Linked DNA regions of Homo sapiens: regions 1 and 2 are each linked to region 3. A link is a contact called in ENCODE Hi-C or POLR2A ChIA-PET data. All regions are on one chromosome and are shown on one strand. Each heading gives the region's core, a stretch centred on a gene start or an enhancer-like site at or near the end of the contact. The rest is flanking DNA. Distances are from core to core; before and after follow the strand shown. Region 1 holds the start of SRP9 (signal recognition particle 9). Region 2 holds the start of PARP1 (poly(ADP-ribose) polymerase 1). Region 3 holds the start of WDR26 (WD repeat domain 26).

Region 1 (3,510 bases), core at 40-2,539, 1.3 Mb before region 3:
GTTTTCCGAGATTTTATCTGCTTTTAATTTTCTTTCTTCTCCGAGGGATACAGTCACAATACACTGGATCTATAATACCCTCCAATAATACCAGCTCCTTAAGGGTTGAACGGAATCTCATTCACCTTTGTGTCTCCCACAGAACCTAATTTAACTTGGGGTCAGTAACACGAGAGTGGGAAATGAATGCAGCATAAAAGAGATAACTGAGTTACAACAAACACAAAACAAAAGAAGCATCATACATAACCAGGTCTGAGGTTTTCAGTATAAAATCCCTTCAATATGCTGAGTTCTAAAAAGAAGCAGAACTTTTAATTAACACGAAGATGCTTCAAATAATTCTTAGACATGACAATAAAATAACCAAAACCTCAAGAGACGAAAAGTAAGACCCGAATGCTAAACTCCCATCACTTGGACTCCTTTGCTTTTTAATAATGAGCTAACCTCTGACATCCACCTCCATTATAATTTTTGTGGGGGCTAAGAATGTATTTCAGAGGTCCATGAATCCCTTAAAATTGTTTGCAAACATTTACTTATACATTTACTTATACCATTTTTCTGAGGAAAGGTGCAAATATTATTCTTATGGTCCCAAAGCCTGTGACTCCCAAAATACTAAGAACCAATATTCTGGGGGGTACAGATGCTTCCAAATTGGAATCTTTCAAGAATGTCTGAGCGGTAGTAGAAAAAACATCATCAGTTTTATATACATGAGGTACCCTTACCGCCTAGGCGGTACAGGAAAAGTGAACCAAGACAAAGGACAGGAAGCTGCAGGGGGAGGAGCCCTGGCTTCAGGGACTCGTAAAACAACCGAAGCCATAAAGGAAGCTGAGGGACTGGGGCGGGAAGATCGATTGCAGAAATGTTTAGGGCTGAGATGAACCTGGCTGTTGCCAGCTTCAGGGCCTCACTGGGCCGCTAGATCAGGGAAGAAGGGGACGAGAGAGCAGAACATTAACTTGGCAGGGTCCATTTGTGTTCATTCCCAGCACCTCCTGGGAGCGCTGGGGAAGCTCCAGGGGCCGAGTGGATGGCGGGAAGACATCCTGGGCTGGGGCCCAAAGCAGCGGCCCCGCCAGCGATTTACCTTCATAGGGTCAGCGAGGTAAAGCTTCTCGGCAGCGCGGCTGAACTCCTCCCAGGTCTGGTACTGCGGCATCGTGGCCTAGAGTGGAAAAGTAAAGAGAAGCAAGGCCTCAGAACCCGGCCCAACAAACTACCTACGTCCGGGAGTCGCCAACCGACGCGAGTCCCAGCAGCCCCAAGATGGCGGCGCCTCCTCGCACCAACGCCTCGCTCCATTGGACAGCCCCGTCCATGCTCGCCCAATGGGCAGGAGGGATGTTGTCAGGGAGTGGGCGGAGCCCAGGGCGTGTGGCTCGAGAGCTGAGCGAGACAAGCGGAGGGCACGGCAACCAATGCCGGCTGCCACAGCGCCCCCGGTAGGGCTGAATGAGTGGCGTCCGTCCCGTGGCCCTCAGGGCTGAACCGCAGCTGCCTTCAACAAAGATTAAGCGGCTCTGCGATAGTCGCTGCATATACGAGGAAGGAGGCGACAGGGCCCAGCTGTCACACAGCTTGGTGAAGAAGCCAGGAGACATAAACACAAGAGTGCAACGGAAAACTTTATATGATAAACATTTATGTCGGGTTAGTGGAGCGCGAAGGAAGAAGGATCTCTTGTGGGTGGGGGGAGACTCACAGAAGCGGTGCAAGCTCAACAGGTAGGCAAGGAAGGGCAGAACACGTAGGCCCATTTTAGATCTGCAGTGTATGTCAGATGACTGGTGTTTAGGAGATGAGGAAGAAGCCATATTATCACTTCTGCAAGGATAAAAAATCTGATCCTCCAAGCAGGAGGATCGCTTGAGCCCGGGAGTCCGAGGCTGCAGTGAGCCATGATCGCGCTACGCACCCAGCCTGGGCTTCAGAGGAAGACGCTGGCGCAAAAGTAAATAAATAAAGAAGATGGCCTGCAGGGGACACCAGGTAAAGGGTATTATATTTTGAGATGGAAAGATTTTGTGCATGTTTATAACTTTTAGAGAAGGACACATAAGAGATAGAAAAATAAAAAATACAAGAGAAAGAAGAAAGCGAGGTCTCGGGAAATATGAAGGGGAAGACCAAAGGCCCAGATGAATAAAAACAGGTGCATTATTGCCTTTGATGGGGTGAGGAGGAGGGAAAAGTCGGGTGAGGGTATAGGTGAGCATGTAGATACGAGGGCAAGAAGGTACATTTTCTTGTCACCTAAGACAGGAGACCACCTTCGTAAATAGGAAGGGTGGTTTTGGATCTTTGAGGAAGCAAGGATGGGTTTGGATCCTTGAGGAGAAGGTTTGGAAAAGCCATTGTGAGAAATGAATAAGGAAGCCTATTAGAAAAAAACAGGTGGGAAGCGGTGGTGCACACCTGCAATCCCAGCACTCTGGGAGGCTGAGGTGGGCAGATCACTTGAAGTCAGGAGTTCAAGACCACCCTGGTCAACATCGTGAAACCCCATCTCTACTAAAAATAAAAAAATTAGTTGGGCTTGGTCGTGGGTGCCTGTAATCCCAGCTACTCTACTCGGGAGGCTGAGGTAGGAGAATCTCTTGAACCCAGGAGATGGAGGATGTAGTGAGCCAAGATCGCATATCACTGCACTCCAGCCTGGGCAACAGAGCAAGACTCTGTCTCTAAAACAACAACAACAACAACAACAAAAAAAGAAACTCAAAAGCAATATGTCAAGTAGAGTAAAAAGCTGAAACTGGAGATCATATCTGGGAATAGCCCCAATTAGGGTCTGTCTCCAGCAACACCCAGAAGCTTGGATTTTGGACTGGAAAAGACAGATATTAGGGATTTATAGGGTACATGAGGAAGAAGAACAAAGGGTCAAGAATGTTGTAGGTGGTACTGGCAAGAGAATGATTGAAATGATAAATTATGGGATCCATGCTAGATAGCTGGTAATTAATTGAGTCAAAAGAGAGAAGTTAAGGAACCAGGATTAAAGGAAATCTGAATTCAATATAGCAGGAAATAAGTTTTAGTCAGATTGGATATTGGGGTTTAACATTTTAGAGTAGCAATAGTCCCTGGTGAGGCTGGATTTATAGTTGGGTTGTCCACACAAAGTCAAAGTCTTCTATGAGTAAGAAAAGGAATAAGATGAAGGAGAAGGCTATGAGCCAGGGACCCAAATCCTCATTTAATGAGACACGTGTGTGTGTGTGTGTGTGTGTGTGTGTGTGTTGAGGGAAGCTATAAAGAGCAATGAGCAGAGGCAGAGAGGGCAGAGTTGGGCAGAATGACCCCCAGGTGTAGGGGTTTTTCCCTGAAGATGAAAACAATGGAAGTTAAGACAATGCCAACTTTGCCTTCTGTCACAAGGAACATAAGAGATCAGTTTCAATTCAATTCAGCAAAAAGTAAAACAAGTGTCCACCCTGGACAAACACCAGGAGCTGGGCTAGGCATTAGAGACCCAGCAGTGAACAAGACAGG
Region 2 (3,472 bases), core at 594-3,093, 2.0 Mb before region 3:
GGGGCAGAGCATATGGGTGCCAGGATGGGACCATAATCTTATCACCAATGAGTGGCCATTTAGGGATGATATAGTTGTCAACCCAGAGATGGCATGATCATGCCTTTTGACTTGGTCATTCTCTAAGTAAAACTTTTATTTGTTCCATCATATTTTCCACTTATTCTGTTTACCTTCAAAATATCTTTTTTTTTTTTTTTTGAGACAGGGTCACACTGTCACCCAGGCTAGAGTCCAGTGGCACTATCATGGCTCACCACAGCCTCAACCTTCAGGGCTCAGGTGATCCTCCCACTTCAGCCTCCCGAGTAGATGGGACTACAGGCACCTGCCACCACCCCCAGCTAATTTTTGTAGAGACAAGGTTTTGCCATGTTGTCCAGGCTGGTCTTGAACTCCTGGGCTCAAGGGATCCGGCCACCTCAGCCTCCCAAAGTGCTAGGATTATAGGCATGAGCCACTGTGCCCAGCCTACCTTCAACGTATCTAACTGGTTACTAACTTTTAGGATTCGGCCTATGTCTCACAACCTTCTTGCTTACTCAACATCCTTGTCTCTTAAGCCACTAGCTTCTTCTCTATGGTTAACACTTTTTATGAGTTTTATTCATCTGCTTATTTTTCTTATCCTCTATACCAGAATTGAATATTTTCAAATAAAGCACACTCATGTTACAATCTTTGAAATGAAAAAAAAAAATGCATAGGATTAGAAAAGAAACCAATTTTAATAAACTATATTTTGAAGTATAGTTCTATATTAAACAACAAGATCTAGGCCAGGTGCAGTGGCTCATGCCTGTAATCCCAGCAATTTGGGAAGTCGAGGTGGGAGGATTGCTTGAGGCCAGGGGTTCAAGACCAGCCTGGGCAACATGGAGAGATTCCCCATCTCTTTCTTTACACACACACACACACACACACACAAAATATCTGATAGCAACAGGTGCAGTCATTACCACAATTTCGAGTAGTGATGAGCTTAATAATATTTCGAGTTATCACCAACAACTGTAAAGTAACATGAAAACGTCTGTGATGACTATTGCCCACAAAGTCACAGGTACTGCTAATACTCCTGGTATTTGTAGTCAAATTCATAATAAAGGAAATGCTAGGTTTCAGTTGGTATTTTGTCCCGACGGTCTGTGGACGGCAGGTTAGAACGCCCGTCCAAGCCAGGAGGGTGGACCTAGCACTGCAGGGTCCACCTCGGGCCAATCAACTATATTCCCGAGGCGGGGGCCTGCGCTTCCCGGACCCAGCTGCCCTCAGGGGAGAGAGGACACACTTAAGAGTTTGGGGCCGGCGTGGTAGCTCATGCCCCTGATCCCAGCACTTCGGGAGGCTGAGGCGTGAAGATCACTTGTAGCAGGAGTTTGAGACCAGTCTAGCCAACTTGGCGAGACCCTGTCCCTAAAAAAAATTTTTTTTTAATTAGCCAGTTGTGGTGAGCGCCTGTAGTCCCAGCTACTCGGGAGGCTGAGGTGGGAGGATCGCTGGGCTCAGGAGTTCCAGACTGCAGTGAGCCATGATGGCGGCACTGCACTCCAGCGCGGTGAGACTCAGTCTCAAAAATAAAAGGGGGAGGGGTTGGGGGTAAAATTAGTTGTGAAATCAAGTAAGACTTCCTGGGACAGAACAATCAAAGGGGTGGCGCCGGGTCCTCCAAAGAGCTACTAGCTCAGCCCAAGCCCCGCCTCGGCCCCCAGGGCAGCGGCCCGCAGAGCTCCACCCGGCAGGCGCCCGGGAAACTCCGCCCCCCGGCCGGCAGGGGGCGCGCGCGCCGCCGGCCCCGCCCCGTGGACGCGGGTTCCGTGGGCGTTCCCGCGGCCAGGCATCAGCAATCTATCAGGGAACGGCGGTGGCCGGTGCGGCGTGTTCGGTGGCGGCTCTGGCCGCTCAGGCGCCTGCGGCTGGGTGAGCGCACGCGAGGCGGCGAGGCGGCAGCGTGTTTCTAGGTCGTGGCGTCGGGCTTCCGGAGCTTTGGCGGCAGCTAGGGGAGGATGGCGGAGTCTTCGGATAAGCTCTATCGAGTCGAGTACGCCAAGAGCGGGCGCGCCTCTTGCAAGAAATGCAGCGAGAGCATCCCCAAGGACTCGCTCCGGATGGCCATCATGGTGCAGGTGCGGGCCGCTGTGCGGGCGGCGGGGCGGGGACGCGGCGCCCCGGGTTAACTGTGTCCGGGAAGGCTGGGGGAGGGCGGGCCCAGGGAGCGAGCGGGCCCGGGCCCTCGGAGCGGCACTTGGGGCCTATGGGGCCGCGGCCGCCCCTCCTCCCGAGCGGCCCGGCCGACCCTTCCGGAAGGTTTTGCTGATGTTGCAGGAAAAGCCCGGGAAATAAAGTCTGCAGCTGGTGTTGCCTTTCGCTTTGTGAAAACGAGGAGCCTCTTCTCTTCTCCTTTCTGGGTGGCGGTGTTTTATTACTGCCGTTCGCCTCAGGGGTTGGGGGGGAATTGTACATGGTCTCTTTAAGCTAATCTGATTTTGACCTATCTTGTTCTGGAGGGTTTTTGTTCTACATGGATGGTGGCGACTGACATGTGGGTTTTTTTTTTTTTTGTTAAACCTATTTTTGGCAGTCATTTCAACACGTCATTTAAACGCTCACTCTCATTTTTTATTTTAATTAGGCAGAACTATGCAGAAAGGTGTCATTTCTGTACAGTACATTCACTTTGAGCCTAATTTGTGCTTTAAAGTAACATTTTCCCCAAATTTTCCAGATTCACAGACGCGTTCTCTTGGTGCATTTGCAGCTGTCTGGTTTGAGTAAGAGTGGCTCCAGGGGGGTTTCTCATGTGGGCTTTTTGATAGATTGAATCCCCTTCTGAGGTTTCCTGAGCCTTCTGTGAGGTGGTGGGCTTGAAGGCCCCTGTCATTTCCCAGGGGCTCCTGCCTCCAGCTTCCAGTTTGCCGATGTCTACCTTTGTATTAATAATTCTGGTTCTCATCTGCCCTGTTCCTCCTCGCTTCCAACATATTACCCAAGCTTAGTGCTCATGGTCAAGGTAGCTTGATTTTCCTCCCTTCCATGAGCTGTAATGTGTTTTAGGAATGACCAGATATCCCTCAGTGGATTTTCAGTACTTAGTACAAGGGAGGGCGACATTTACCGAGTGGATACCCAAGTGCCAGGTGTACTTCCGTTATCTTATTTCACAATATGCCTGTCATCTTGGTGTCCTCGGGGCATACCTAAGTCAGTACGTGGCACACAGTGCTTATTTGGTAGGCATTTTTTAAGTTCTAAGCACTCTGTTAGGTTTTAAGGACACAGAATCCACCTTTGGGAATTTCCAGTTTGGTTAAACGGGAAATGACTGGTAAACAAACGTTACCGTAAGAGAGGATGGATGCCACCTGATGGAGCTGTGCTCTAGGCATTGTGTGCCTAGGAGTCCGAGATGACCCAGCTAAGGGTGGAAGCTTGATTAGGAGTCGTTAATTCACAGAAGTGGAGCAGAAAGATG
Region 3 (3,294 bases), core at 609-3,108:
TGTTTTAGTACAGAGAAAAATGTTCTGTAAGGGACTTTATAAATTCAGAATTCTAACACGAGCAGTGTTGGTTACCTAAAAATTAGAAAAACTGGAATATAGAGTTTAGATAGCAATGGAATCCAATTTATTTTTCATCATTTTACTTTTGTTAATGAAGTGTGAGCTTTGTCTGTAGCTGCCATGAAGTGACTGATTTCCTTTATAAAACCTACAGTCTTTATTCAGAAGCAAGTCTTCAATGTTGCTATGGGCCTAATAAATTATTATAAACCATTTTGCAAAAATTAAATTTTGCCTAAACAACACTTTTAATAATAAGGTTGTCTAAAGTTAATATACAAACAGGGCTCTCTGAGGGTGTTAACTATCTAGTAATTCAGGCTCTGCTGGATACAGTGACAGAGCTCTATGAACCTCAACTAGAACTCAGGTCGGCCTCAGGTGAATATAAACACTGTATGTGAGTCACCTTGCAATTACAGCTGCCACCTGGAAGCAAATTTAAGCAGTAAGAACTACAAAACCAAATCCCTGTAAGATCCTGCATTGACCTTCCTCTTACTTCTTCCTGTCTGAGGATCCATAAACCTCAGGATTCTTTACTAATTTCTCATCAGCATCATTTTTTATTGTATTTCCAAATTTAAAAACAACTGTCTCCAAAGGCCTCAAAATTACTTTCAGTTATTACTATAATAAATATCAGCGATGTATGATGTATTAATTAGAAACTAAGGTGTTTTTTTTCCCCTCCCCACAGGAAAACTACTTCAGAGAAAGACTTTAAATTTCTGAGAAAATCTTTATACATATTGAGTATAGATGCTATCAACCACATACATGAAAATAATTGTTTGGGGATAATGCACACCATTTGCCAATGATTAAGATTCAGCCCAGTCTTTGTTGCTGCATTTCTACATTCACATAAATTGGTAAGTCATGATGACACAGAAGGCTCACATGCCACGTAAAAATTTCAAGCCTGGATCTGAATGGGTGCCTGAATCCTTCTCAGAATGCATATTTTGGAGGCAACTGTTTGGTTTATGTTACTGCTCCCTAAACTGGGCAGTGACTCAAGAGGCAGCTGGAAGAGAGAAGGAGGTGCTGGGCAAGTGCTAAAAAAGAGTGAAGCCTCAACAGCAGAGTCCCTCCCCTTCTCTACACACCACACAGCCTTTTTGTGACTTCTTGTCCCCATAAGATATGCTCCTCTAGACTAACTCCCCTTCCCAGGGTGGAGCAGAGTCTCACCGGCTCATTATCTCACAGCTCCCGGGATGGCCCCGGGTACAGCAACTGTGTGGCACTTGGCTGTGGAAATTCAAGTTTTTCCACCCTAAAACAAGTAGGTTGTGAAACCCGATTTCGGTCCTGGTTACCATTGAGAGGGGCCTACCACAGCCCTGTGCCTGGAAGTTCCTGCCTGTCGAAGCTCCTAGCCCCCTGCCCCATCCTCACCTTCTGCACCTGATGGAGAAGGTGCAGTCCCTCCGCGCACCTTACATGCCCATGCCACACTGGTGGACTCACGCACGCACGCCAACTCTGCCATCCCATGCACGCCCGGCTTCGGAGGGCGGCTACGAACTTACTGCTCGTCGAGCCAGCCGAGCCAGGGCGCAAGGGGAAAGGCCCGAGCGGGGCCGGGGATAGGATCGGATAGGAGTCGGGGTCGTGGATGGGGTCGGGGCGGACCCCGCCGGCCCGCTGGCCTCCCTCCCCTGACCCCCGGGACAGCCCCCGATGCACGTGCTGGGTGACAGGCCCCCTATAGGTTCCATACCTGCCACCGGAAGTGAGTGAGGAGGGCAGTATAGGCATTTCCTGTGACGCGAGCGCCTGGACTCCATTAGGCAGCAGCTGGGGGAAGAATCAACACACCAGGGAGCAGAGCGGAGCGGATCCGAGGACAGAGGCGGCAGCTGCCTCCGCTGCCGCCCGCCGCCGCCGCCGCCGCAGCCACTGCCGGGGCTCAGCCCAGCGGCGGGCCCCGCGCCCCCGCAGCCGCCCCGCGGCGCCCCCCGGCGCGACCCCCGGGCCGCGCACCCCGAGCTGCCTCCGGGAGGGGGGGGGGAAAGGGCCCGGATCCTCCTTCTCCCCCTCCTCCTCCTCCCCCTCCTCTCACCCTCACCCTCACCCTCCTACCCTGACCCCCTCCCCGCCTCCCCGGCCCCCCTCACCCCGACCCTCTCCCCGGCCCCCGCCTCCCCTCCCCCGCCTCGCCCCACCGGCTTCCCACCACGGCCTCTCTCGGCGAGGAAACTCTGGCCTCCGCTTCCTCCTCCTCCGACTCGGACACCGGCGGAGCCTCCCCGCCCCCGCGGAAGAAACCCCGAGCCTCGGCGGCGGAGGGAGTAGGAGAGCCCGGGGCTTCGGCAGGCAGAGCAGGCCTCTCCCCTCCGTCCTCGTCGTCCTCGTCCTCCTCCTCCTCCTCCTCCTCCGTGGTGGTAGTGGTGGGACTTCCCCCGGCTGCTGCCCCTCCCGCCGCCGCTGCTGTCCCCCACCGAAGTAGCGGCCACAGCCTGGTCAGCGGCAGCATCATGCAGGCCAATGGGGCAGGAGGAGGAGGAGGAGGTGGCGGCGGCGGCGGTGGAGGAGGAGGGGGCGGCGGGGGCCAGGGACAGACCCCGGAACTCGCCTGCTTGTCGGCCCAGAACGGGGAGTCGTCCCCCTCGTCGTCGTCGTCCGCGGGGGACCTGGCCCACGCCAATGGGCTCCTGCCTTCCGCCCCCTCCGCCGCCAGCAACAATAGCAACAGCCTGAATGTCAATAACGGGGTTCCCGGCGGGGCGGCCGCCGCATCCTCAGCCACCGTCGCAGCTGCCTCCGCCACCACCGCCGCCTCCTCTTCCTTGGCCACCCCAGAACTGGGCAGCAGCCTCAAGAAGAAGAAGCGGCTCTCCCAGTCAGATGAGGATGTCATTAGGCTAATAGGACAGCACTTGAATGGCTTAGGGCTCAAGTAAGTATCCCTTACCGCCAGCTGGTGATGGACAGACCGAGGGACGGAGGCTCCAGGGGGGTAGGGGAAGGGGCGGAGGGGGGAGGGGGGCTTGAAAGAGCTCGGTCAAAGAGAATGAGTGCTGGGCACGCAGGACCCAGTACACAGGAGGACGCGGCTCAGGGCGACCGGGGAGGAGGAGCGGACCTGAAAGGAAATAGGGGAAAATCAATCAGTCTGACAAATTGTGAGACGAGACAGGCGTTGAGGGGTTAGGAAGGGTTAGGAGAAACCCAAAGAATGACTTCTCCCCACGCACCTTCAGAGCTTAATTGTCTGTCAAT

What was found. Hi-C counts contacts between places; a loop is a spot of excess contacts on that map. ChIA-PET counts read pairs that join two places held with the same protein, here RNA polymerase II (POLR2A). Pooled maps may share reads with other maps.
Region 1: a map with no recorded cell type shows a loop between it and region 3 (5-fold over the local background). The contact joins the promoter of SRP9 here to the promoter of WDR26 in region 3. A Hi-C loop is called at or near these places in 3 of 37 single-sample maps with no recorded cell type and 6 of 50 pooled maps. POLR2A ChIA-PET finds 5 or more read pairs at or near these places in 1 of 52 experiments (PC-3).
Region 2: a pooled map shows a loop between it and region 3 (11-fold over the local background). The contact joins the promoter of PARP1 here to the promoter of WDR26 in region 3. A Hi-C loop is called at or near these places in 2 of 37 single-sample maps with no recorded cell type and 8 of 50 pooled maps.

The regions. Positions count from the first base shown.
Region 1 is chr1:225,775,605-225,779,114 of GRCh38, reverse strand. SRP9 (signal recognition particle 9) reads right to left here and starts at 1,289. Exons shown (of 3, transcript NM_003133.6): 1 at 1,103-1,289. The coding sequence starts at 1,174. RefSeq lists enhancers at 950-1,319, 1,570-1,789, 1,536-2,296.
Region 2 is chr1:226,406,464-226,409,935 of GRCh38, reverse strand. PARP1 (poly(ADP-ribose) polymerase 1) reads left to right here and starts at 1,843. Exons shown (of 23, transcript NM_001618.4): 1 at 1,843-2,126. The coding sequence starts at 2,007. RefSeq lists a cis regulatory region at 1,248, enhancers at 1,176-1,320, 1,499-1,628, 3,219-3,278 and silencers at 1,659-1,918, 2,169-2,268.
Region 3 is chr1:224,433,361-224,436,654 of GRCh38, reverse strand. WDR26 (WD repeat domain 26) reads left to right here and starts at 1,858. Exons shown (of 14, transcript NM_001379403.1): 1 at 1,858-2,971. The coding sequence starts at 2,250. It also overlaps a transcript of CNIH3 not described here. RefSeq lists an enhancer at 950-1,139 and a silencer at 1,480-1,879.